Linked DNA regions of Homo sapiens: region 2 is linked to region 1. A link is an interaction called in ENCODE POLR2A ChIA-PET data of the cell type or tissue named here. Cell type or tissue: K562. All regions are shown on one strand.

The links. ChIA-PET counts read pairs that join two places held together with the same protein. Peaks named below come from ENCODE experiments on the same cell type or tissue, not always from the same donor. Only the 100,000 strongest peaks of a DNase experiment are listed, where the experiment ranks them.
Region 2: POLR2A ChIA-PET joins it to region 1 with 8 read pairs; 2 of 35 experiments call an interaction of 5 or more read pairs at or near these places.

The regions. Positions count from the first base shown.
Region 1 is chr9:130,901,142-130,906,141 of GRCh38, reverse strand. It overlaps FIBCD1 (fibrinogen C domain containing 1), which reads left to right. Exons shown (of 7, transcript NM_032843.5): 6 at 729-908; 7 at 1,819-3,702. The coding sequence ends at 2,078. Among named protein-coding and RNA genes, the nearest start is that of QRFP, 6.8 kb to the right of the region's middle. In K562, a CTCF peak has its summit at 864; DNase peaks (open chromatin) are centred at 1,270, 2,277, 2,422, 3,521 and 10 weaker places; H3K27me3 peaks cover 5,000 bases.
Region 2 is chr9:131,015,690-131,020,689 of GRCh38, reverse strand. The region is part of intron 1 of LAMC3 (laminin subunit gamma 3); the gene reads right to left. Among named protein-coding and RNA genes, the nearest start is that of LAMC3, 9.0 kb to the right of the region's middle. RefSeq lists a silencer at 1,457-1,644 and an enhancer at 3,488-4,059. In K562, no CTCF peak of the experiment used is centred here; DNase peaks (open chromatin) are centred at 424, 812, 1,969 and 3,409; H3K27me3 peaks cover 5,000 bases.

The sequences.
Region 1 (5,000 bases):
GGGGCACAGAGCCGGCCTAGAGGGGTGAGGGTGCCGCCAACTCCCTCCCATCCACTAAGCCAGCGCTGGGTAAGCACCATTGTGCCAGGCCCCACCCCAGGCACTGGGGTCAGCAGTGGCTAGGTCGGACATGCCACTGTCACGGGAATTCCGCACTGGTGGGGAAACTGACAAGATAGGCAGCCGGGACCCTGAAAGATAAATACCCACAGGGGCACATGTGTTGGCAGAGGAGGTCCTCAACGCCGACAGGAGGTCAGGCAGCCTTCCAGAAATGAATAGAAGGTAACCAAGTGAGGAGGAGTAGGGACAAGCATCCTGGCAGAGGGAACAGCATGTGCAAAGGCCCAGAGGCCAGGTATAGGAAAATGCGAACACAGATCCTGTCTGTCTGGCTCTGGCTGGAGTCTGGGTAAGGGTGCTGTCACCCCCACCTCCTCCCGCCTCCTGCAGTCTTCCCACCAGCTCAGAGCCCCAACGTTTGAAAAGCATCACAGCTCCACTTAAAGGGAACAGAGAAAACCAAACATGAAAACTGTCGGTCCTCAGTGGCTTGCCCAACACAGGCCTGCAGGAAGAAGGAAGTAGCCCAGGGCTGATTGCACGCACTTGGTGGTTGTCCCTTTCTGTCCCCAACTGCATGAGCTCAGCTGTCATTTATCATTTCTCCCTGGGGAGTCGCTTCCTACGCCCCTCAGCTTCTCCCACCATTTTCCCCCCAACTTCAGGGCTCAAGAGGATCCACGCCCTGACCACACAGGCTGCCTACGAGCTGCACGTGGACCTGGAGGACTTTGAGAATGGCACGGCCTATGCCCGCTACGGGAGCTTCGGCGTGGGCTTGTTCTCCGTGGACCCTGAGGAAGACGGGTACCCGCTCACCGTGGCTGACTATTCCGGCACTGCAGGTGAGGCTCCAGCTGTGGCAGGGATGGGGAAGGGGGGCGGCCTGGGAGGATGGAGGACGGAGGAGGTCCTGCCCTCCAAAATGATCAAGGCTAATGTATTTTTCCCCCTTTGAAAGTAATCAGGTTTTTGAAAAATAACAAATATTGATAAACTACCAACCCCACATCACAATCAGAGGCCTGAAACCAATCTAAATTTTTTTTAAGTAATAAATTTTTCAAATTGGAAGAGTAAACAAGACAGAAAAGGGAAAATTTTCTTCCTTACCAAGGATCCCTCAGTCCTTGTCTTCATCAGTTGATTCAGTTGCATGTCATAAAAGATGAGCTTCTGCGAATCTTCTGTTCGTTTTTTCATAATAGTGTTGATGATGCCCTTCGGCCCTCTGGGGTCAGGGTCAAGGCTGCTTGCCTCCTCCTCCAAGTCCTGCTTGGTCCTCACCCCTGCAAGGCGAAGCCAGCAGAGCCTGGACTGTTTTCCCGTTTTGCAGATAAAGAAACTGAGCCCAGAGCCAGGAATCAGGAGACCCGGGGTTCGGGTCCGCTGGGTCTCTAAAGTGTGGTGGCTGGACCCCCCTGGGCTGGGTTTCCCCTCTCAGGCCGAGGAGCGGGGAGGCAGGAGAGGGAATGTGGAAAAGCTGGGGGGAGGGATAGAGACCGCCTAGACCCAGGGGCAGCCCCAGGCACGCCCGAGAAGGGACTGCGTGCGTGTGAGCTGCATGGACACACCCGGGTGTGGAGGGGCAGGTGCGCTTGCACGCGTGCACAGCAGTATGTGTGAGAGCACGTGCGTACGTGTATGCACTCACGTCCAGGTGCACGTGCAGTGTCTCGGTGTCTGCTCACACATGCAACACCAGTGGGTGTACCCGTGCCCCCCGTGCCCACACCTGTGTGCACCCCTGCGCAGGCGACTCCCTCCTGAAGCACAGCGGCATGAGGTTCACCACCAAGGACCGTGACAGCGACCATTCAGAGAACAACTGTGCCGCCTTCTACCGCGGTGCCTGGTGGTACCGCAACTGCCACACGTCCAACCTCAATGGGCAGTACCTGCGCGGTGCGCACGCCTCCTATGCCGACGGCGTGGAGTGGTCCTCCTGGACCGGCTGGCAGTACTCACTCAAGTTCTCTGAGATGAAGATCCGGCCGGTCCGGGAGGACCGCTAGACTGGTGCACCTTGTCCTTGGCCCTGCTGGTCCCTGTCGCCCCATCCCCGACCCCACCTCACTCTTTCGTGAATGTTCTCCACCCACCTGTGCCTGGCGGACCCACTCTCCAGTAGGGAGGGGCCGGGCCATCCCTGACACGAAGCTCCCTGGGCCGGTGAAGTCACACATCGCCTTCTCGCCGTCCCCACCCCCTCCATTTGGCAGCTCACTGATCTCTTGCCTCTGCTGATGGGGGCTGGCAAACTTGACGACCCCAACTCCTGCCTGCCCCCACTGTGACTCCGGTGCTGTTTGCCGTCCCCTGGCCAGGATGGTGGAGTCTGCCCCAGGCACCCTCTGCCCTGCCCGGCCAAATACCCGGCATTATGGGGACAGAGAGCAGGGGGCAGACAGCACCCCTGGAGTCCTCCTAGCAGATCGTGGGGAACGTCAGGTCTCTCTGAGGTCAGGTCTGAGGCCAGTATCCTCCAGCCCTCCCAATGCCAACCCCCACCCCGTTTCCCTGGTGCCCAGAGAACCCACCTCTCCCCCAAGGGCCTCAGCCTGGCTGTGGGCTGGGTGGCCCCATCCTACCAGGCCCTGAGGTCAGGATGGGGAGCTGCTGCCTTTGGGGACCCACGCTCCAAGGCTGAGACCAGTTCCCTGGAGGCCACCCACCCTGTGCCCCGGCAGGCCTGGGGTCTGCAGTCCTCTTACCTGCTGTGCCCACCTGCTCTCTGTCTCAAATGAGGCCCAACCCATCCCCCACCCAGCTCCCGGCCGTCCTCCTACCTGGGGCAGCTGGGGCTGCCATCCCATTTCTCCTGCCTCTGGAAGGTGGGTGGGGCCCTGCACCGTGGGGCTGGACTGCGCTAATGGGAAGCTCTTGGTTTTCTGGGCTGGGGCCTAGGCAGGGCTGGGATGAGGCTTGTACAACCCCCACCACCAATTTCCCAGGGACTCCAGGGTCCTGAGGCCTCCCAGGAGGGCCTTGGGGGTGATGACCCCTTCCCTGAGGTGGCTGTCTCCATGAGGAGGCCAACCCTTGCCATTGACCGTGGCCACCTGGACCCAGGCCAGGCCCGGCCCGGCGAGTGGTCAAGGGACAGGGACCACCTCACCGGGCAAATGGGGTCGGGGGGACTGGGGCACCAGACCAGGCACCACCTGGACACTTTCTTGTTGAATCCTCCCAACACCCAGCACGCTGTCATCCCCACTCCTTGTGTGCACACATGCAGAGGTGAGACCCGCAGGCTCCCAGGACCAGCAGCCACAAGGGCAGGGCTGGAGCCGGGTCCTCAGCTGTCTGCTCAGCAGCCCTGGACCCGCGTGCGTTACGTCAGGCCCAGATGCAGGGCGGCTTTTCCAAGGCCTCCTGATGGGGGGCCTCCGAAAGGGCTGGAGTCAGCCTTGGGGAGCTGCCTAGCAGCCTCTCCTCGGGCAGGAGGGGAGGTGGCTTCCTCCAAAGGACACCCGATGGCAGGTGCCTAGGGGGTGTGGGGTTCCGTTCTCCCTTCCCCTCCCACTGAAGTTTGTGCTTAAAAAACAATAAATTTGACTTGGCACCACTGGGGGTTGGTGGGAGAGGCCGTGTGACCTGGCTCTCTGTCCCAGTGCCACCAGGTCATCCACATGCGCAGATGTCTGCAGCGCTTCCTTCTGCCGTGGGCCCAGGCTGGACAGGACCTGGTCCCTGCCCTCTCGGTCCTCAGCTGGACGCAGATACAGCCAAGAATCAGGCAGTGGCAGCCTAGTGTGGCCGGGGTGGTGGCTGGAGCAGGCCAGGTGCGGGGCCACAAGGGGCAAGATGTGGGCAAAATGACCACATGAGATTCAACGGGAAATCCCTTCTTGGCTCCTCTTCCCACCATCTAGAAGCCAAGGGAGCCCACCCAGACCATCTGGGTTCCCAGAGCACCCTGTCATATTGCAGGGGCTGGGTGGGACCCGAGTTCTCATCCCAGGAGCCCCCCACCGACAGGCCCCAGGCAGGAGCTACCAGCCTCCCCATGCCAGTGACTGCGCCAGCGACTGCTTAGAAAGTGCCAGCACTTTCTGATGTGTCATCAAACAAACTCCTGGTGAGTGTGAAGTTAATGGACTCACAGATGTGTGGGTGCAGCAGGAGGCACCAGGGCCCTCGTGCCAGGGCTTGGCTGTGGAACAGATGCACCATGGCTGGGGCCTGGCGAGGGGCCGGGGGCAGGTGCAGGTGGCCTGTGAGCCTGTGGTCCAGGTCCAGGTCCCGGCAGCATCTGTCCTCAGTGGCTGGCTGCACTGGGGATGCCTGTCCCTTCTAGAGCCCTGTTACTGCCCTAGAGCACCGGCCCCTGTCCCAGACCAGGAGAGGGCACATGGCCCTACCAAGCACCGGCTGAATGGGCACGGAGCTTGACATGGTGGGGAGGGCCCAGGCCAGCGCACCGGCCCCACCCTCCCCAGGGGCACCTTCAAAGGCTGGCACTGGGGAAAAACGGTCCCTGCGCACCTGCTCCGGGCCACACCCTCTCACCCTAGCCCTGCAGAGCCTACGGTCTGATACCAGTGCAAATGGCTCTCATCTGAGACAGGAGGATGGGGATGCTGGGAGAGCCCTGGGCGAGGGACAGCTCGAGACCTGTGGGCTGAGTGACCAGGCCAAGGGCTAGCATGTGCACAGGGTCGCCTGGGACCCACGGGCCCCAAACCGTCCCCTGGGACCCAGTTTGAGGGTGGATGCCTGCAGCCCTCCATCCCACAATGCCACCTGACTGAGCCTCCTCCTGCTGCTTCACTTGAGGGGAGTAAGCTGAGTGGGAGGGGTCTCTGCATCGCCACACTGGGACCTGGAGGCAGCGCACCTGCGCCGTTGCTTCTCCACGTGCACAGGTAGGTTTTGTGGCTCAGCCAGTGGCCTTCCTCCTTTCCCCTAAACTTCACACATATCTCAGAGAGTTA
Region 2 (5,000 bases), 110 kb before region 1:
TCTCTCAGCCCCTCGTCTGTTCCCTGACTTATGCAATGGTCTGGAATGCCCTGCCACCTCTCTTTGCAAACATGCAGTCATGTCTCAGTCATGTTTTGGCTCAGACTGTACCTCAGAATCCTTCTTAACACAAAGCCCTAGGCAACACTCAATCCAAGGAAAACTGTTTGGTCTCCCCAGGTTAGAGGAGAACTTGGCAATCTTTTTGTTTTTTTAGACTTGGCAATCTTGATTCATATTTGGGGCTTAGACTTAGTGCCAAGATGGGAGGGCTGTGATGGAGCCTATCCCTGGTTCAGCCAGGGTCTTGTGGTATCTGGCATTATGGCCATGGGGAGTCCCCAGCTCCTTATAGGGAGTCACCACACCCAGAAGTGCCAAGAGCTTGGCTGGGAGAGGAAGAACAAGAACAGTGGGTGGCCAGATGGGGCTAAGGGACCCTGCTGGGTGTGACTCCCCTGTAGGCTGGGAGCAGCTCACCCACCTGGTTCTGATGCTCGAGGTGGGCAGGGCAGCCTCACCCATGCATTCCCAGCCCAGCTTTCCACCCTAGCCCCTCCCGCCCCACTCCCTAGGCCACTGCTGCCCAGATGGCTCCAATTATAGGGCTTTGTTTTGTTTCCATTTTCCCAAAATAAGCCTCTTCGTACTGAGCTCATTCTGCTTGGTCAGTGCCGGATGTGGGCCAGCTTGATTTTATGACTGTCCCGGTGTCATTCTTGATGGGCTTTATGTTCCAGCTGGCTGGAGAGGACACAGCTTGGCGCTCCTGCTGTTTGGCGTGGGCGGTGCGGGGCCCGGCCGGGGGAGGCTCTGCTGTGCCCAGCTGCTGGCTCAGCCAGCAGGTGAAGACTGGGAGGGGGGCGGGTGGGACCTCCATGTCTCCATGGGCACCAGCACCCCCTTCACCCCCTTCCTAGGCAGCCCCTTCTCTCTGGGGCTCCATGGACTCCTGAGTAGGAGGGCACCCAGGTTTTGAGCAGTGACTTTGGGCATGACACTGAGGAAGTCCTTCTGCTCCCTGAGCCTGACTCCTCACTAGTAAATGAAGTGTTTGGGGATCTCAGCCATACAGTGTGAGTAAAGTACTTGGCAAAGCACGTGGCACATAGCAGGTGCTCACTAAATGCTGGCTAGTGTGAAACAGAGACTCATCCAGGGATCATGACTTCCAGGCACACTTGGGACAATGTGATCCACACTGTCAGGACTGCCTGCTGTCTCCACTCTCTCACTGGATTATAAACTCCTTGAAGGTACAAATCCTGCCTCGAGTCTACTCATTCATCGGGCAAGCATTTATTGGGCACCTCTTGTGTGCTAGGTGCCATGCTCAGCTATAAGGATTCATGGCACCTGCCCCAAGGGGAGGTTACAGGTAGGGAGAGAGAGGCAGGTCTTGTTTTTGTTTGTTTGTTTGTTTGTTTTGAGACAAAGTCTCACTCTGTTGCCTAGGCTGGAGTGCAGTGGCGTGATCTTGGCTCACTTCAACCTCCGTCCCCTGGATTCAAGCCATTCTCCTGCCTCAGCCTCCTGAGTAGCAGGGATTACAAGCGTGCACCACCAAGCCTGGCTAATTTTTGTATTTCTGTAGAGATGGGATTTCACCATGTAGGCCAGGCTAGTCTCAAACTCCTGACCTCAAGTGATTTGCCTGCCTCGGCCTCCCAAAGTGCTGGGATTAGAGGCGTGAGCCACCGTGCCCAGATGAGACAGGCAGGTCTTTATAGAACAGGACAAAGTAGCCCAGGGAGGCTGTGGGAGCATCAACAAGGCGCTCAAACCTATGGTTCCAAGGATGAGCAGCCATTAGCCAGGGAAGGTGAGGAGAAGGTGCATTCCACACCAGGCAGGATGTTGGCAAAGCTGTGGCCACCTTGTGGTGAAGCCTGTAGTTCAGGCTGGCAGGAGCATGGAGAGGGAGGAGGTGGTGAGAAGTAAGTTTGGGGCATGTGGTCCAGTAAGCGGGTGGGATGAGCAGGGGTGCATGGGAGCTAGACAGGCGAGGAGAGCAGAGGGAACAGAATTCTAGACAGAGAGAACAGCATATTGGGCGGCCTGGAGGTGAGGGAAGCCAAGTACTCCCAAGCAGTGTCACCACCAGCTAACAGTCAAGGATGACATCTTGGCTCGGCTTTCCTGATAGGAACACAGCTGTCTCAATCACCCAGAAGCCTCATTGGCCCCTGGAGCTTGTGAGGGTCTGGGCTAGGGCTGCAGATTTTAATTCTCGTCGCTGTTTAAAAGATCTTGGGGGCCGGGCGCAGTGGCTCACACCTGTAATCCCAGCACTTTGGGAGGCCGAGGCAGGGGGATCACCTGAGCTCAGGAGTTCGAGACCACCCTGGGCAACATGGTGAAACCTCGTTTCTACTAAAATACAAAAAATTAGCCGGGCATGGTGGCATGCACCTGTAATCCCAGCTACACGGGAGGCTGAGGCATGAGAATCGCTCGAACGTAGGAGGCAGAGGTTGCAGTGAGCCGAGATCATGCCACTTCACTCCAGCTTGGGCTAGAGTGAGACTCCAACTCAAGAAAAAAAAAAAAAAAGATCTTGGGGCCACTCCTTTCCCAACCTTTTTGTTGCCTTTGGAAGAAACTTTTTCATCACAAAGGAGGGATTAAGCTGCTTTCTTTTATTTATGTATTTATTTATTTTTTGAGATGGAGTCTTGCTCTGTCGCCCAGGCTGGAGTGCAGTGGTGCGATCTCGGTTCACTGCAGCCTCTGCCTCCCGGGTTCCAGTGGTTCTCCTGCCTCAGACTCCTGGGTAGCTGGGATTACAGGCACACGCCACCACACCTGGCTAATTTTTGTATTTTTAGTAGAGACGGGGTTTTGCCATGTTGGCCAGGCTGGTCTCGAACTCTTGACCGAAGGTGATCCGCCCGCCTCAGCCTCCCAAAGTGCTGGGATTACAGGTGTGAACTACTGCACCTGGCCTTTTTTTTTTTTTTTTTTTTTTTTGAGACAGTCTTGCTGTCATCCAGGCTGCAGTGCAATGGCCCGATCTCGGCTCACTGCAACCTCTGCCTCCGGTTCAAGCGATTCTCCTGCCTCAGCCTCCCAAGTAGCTGGGATTACAGGCGCCCAACACAACGCTTGGTTAATTTTTTTTTTTTTTAATAGAGAAAGGGTTTCACCATGTTGGCTAGGCTGGTCTCGAACTCATGACCTCAAGTGATCCGCCGGCCTCGGCCTCCCAAAGTGCTGGGATTACAGGCGTAAGGACCGCACCCGGCCTCTAATTAACTCTTGTAACAAAAAGTCCCTGCCATGTCTCTGTGATATTGCTGCATCTTCTCTCACCTCCTGGTTTGGCAAGGACAGAAAAGCCGGGATGTTTCCTATCGCGTGAGGCCGCTCGTTTGCATGAACTCCCAGTGACTGCCTTTTTCCGATCACGCTTCTAGCTGCCAGCTACCTTTCAAGTGGCTCCAAGCTCCCCTCCCGAGAGGTGTCTGGCTGCTAGATGTTTACCAAGGAGTCTGCGCCGGTGACCCGCAGCAGCCCGCGCACAGCATCCTTTAGCGAATACACATCTGGGCCAGCCCCCCACCTCGTTCCAAGGCCCGAAGCCTCTGCTCCAAACAGGCGCAGACACCAGGCCGCCCCCAGATCCGGACCCTGTTTGCTCCGCACGCTTTCTTTTAAGGGGTTGGGAGTTACGGTGCCAAGCTGTGCTGCACCAGAACTTTGAAAAACATCTTAAAACAGAACATAGCAAGGCGGGTGCTTTTTAAAAAAAAAATCGTAGAAATGTGTTTTCTCCAGTTTTTAAATTAGAACAAGCTTCATGAGAGAATACTGGGAAAATGTAGAAACACGGAAAATGGAAGAAAAGTCACTGCAAGTCCTGAGGACAAACACGCTTACCAGTTTGATGTCTTTCTTTTTTTGCCTACTCTTTAGGGATTTTAAAATATAAATCTGATGATTCCACATATACCAACTTGTGTCTTTTTCTTCATTCAACATTTTGACTTAAGCGCTCCCTGTGTATTACAAACCCTTTGTCAGCTGTTGCACTGAATGGCTCCAATCACCATGAGAATTTATGTCCTACAATTTACTTAACTAGTCCCTTATGGTTCCCATTTTTCCCTACTATAAAGAACGCCTCGATGAATGTTTTCATGCATTAGGACCCTTCCCTTATTTGAATTCCCAGAAGTAGGATTCCTTTGCCAAAGGCCAGGAATATTCTTGTGGGTCTTCAACCATGTTGCCAAGCTGCCTTCCCACGGGGCTGACATGTACTTTTCCCCAAACCTTCTTTTATTGTGGTGAAATATGTATAACATGACATTTACCATCTTACCCATTTGCACAGCTCACATTGTTGTGCAACCTTCACCACCATCCATCTCCAGAACTCTTTCATCTTCCCAAACTGAAACTCTGTCCCCATGAAACAGTCACTCTCCATTGCCCCTCCCCCAGCCCCTGGCAACCAGCATTCTACCTTCTGTCTCTGTGGACTTGACTATCCCAGGGTGCCTCTCATATCAGCGGAACCCTACAGTATTTGTTCTTTTTTGGCTGGCTTCTTTCCCTTAGCATAATGTCCTCAGGGTTCGTCTATACTGTGGCTGTGTGAGAATCTCCTTTTTCAGGGCTGAGTAATATTCTACTGGATGGATGGACCACATTTGCTCTTGCTCATCATTCACCCCTCGGTGGACACTTAGGCTGCCTTGCCTTTGGCTATTGTGGAAATGCTGTTATGGGTCAGGTGCCGTGGCTCACGCCTGTATTCCCAGCACTTTGGGAGACAGAGGAGGGCAGATCACCTGAGGTCAGGAGTTCGAGACCAGTCTGGCCAACATGGTGAAACCCCGTAACTACAAAAAAATACAAAAAATTAGCTGGGTGTGGTGGCAGGAACCTGTAATCTCAGCTACTTGGGAGGCTGAAGCAGGAGAATCGCTTGAACCTGGGAGGTGGAGGTTGCAGTGAGCTGAGATCGCACCATTGCACTCCAGCCTGGGCGGTGG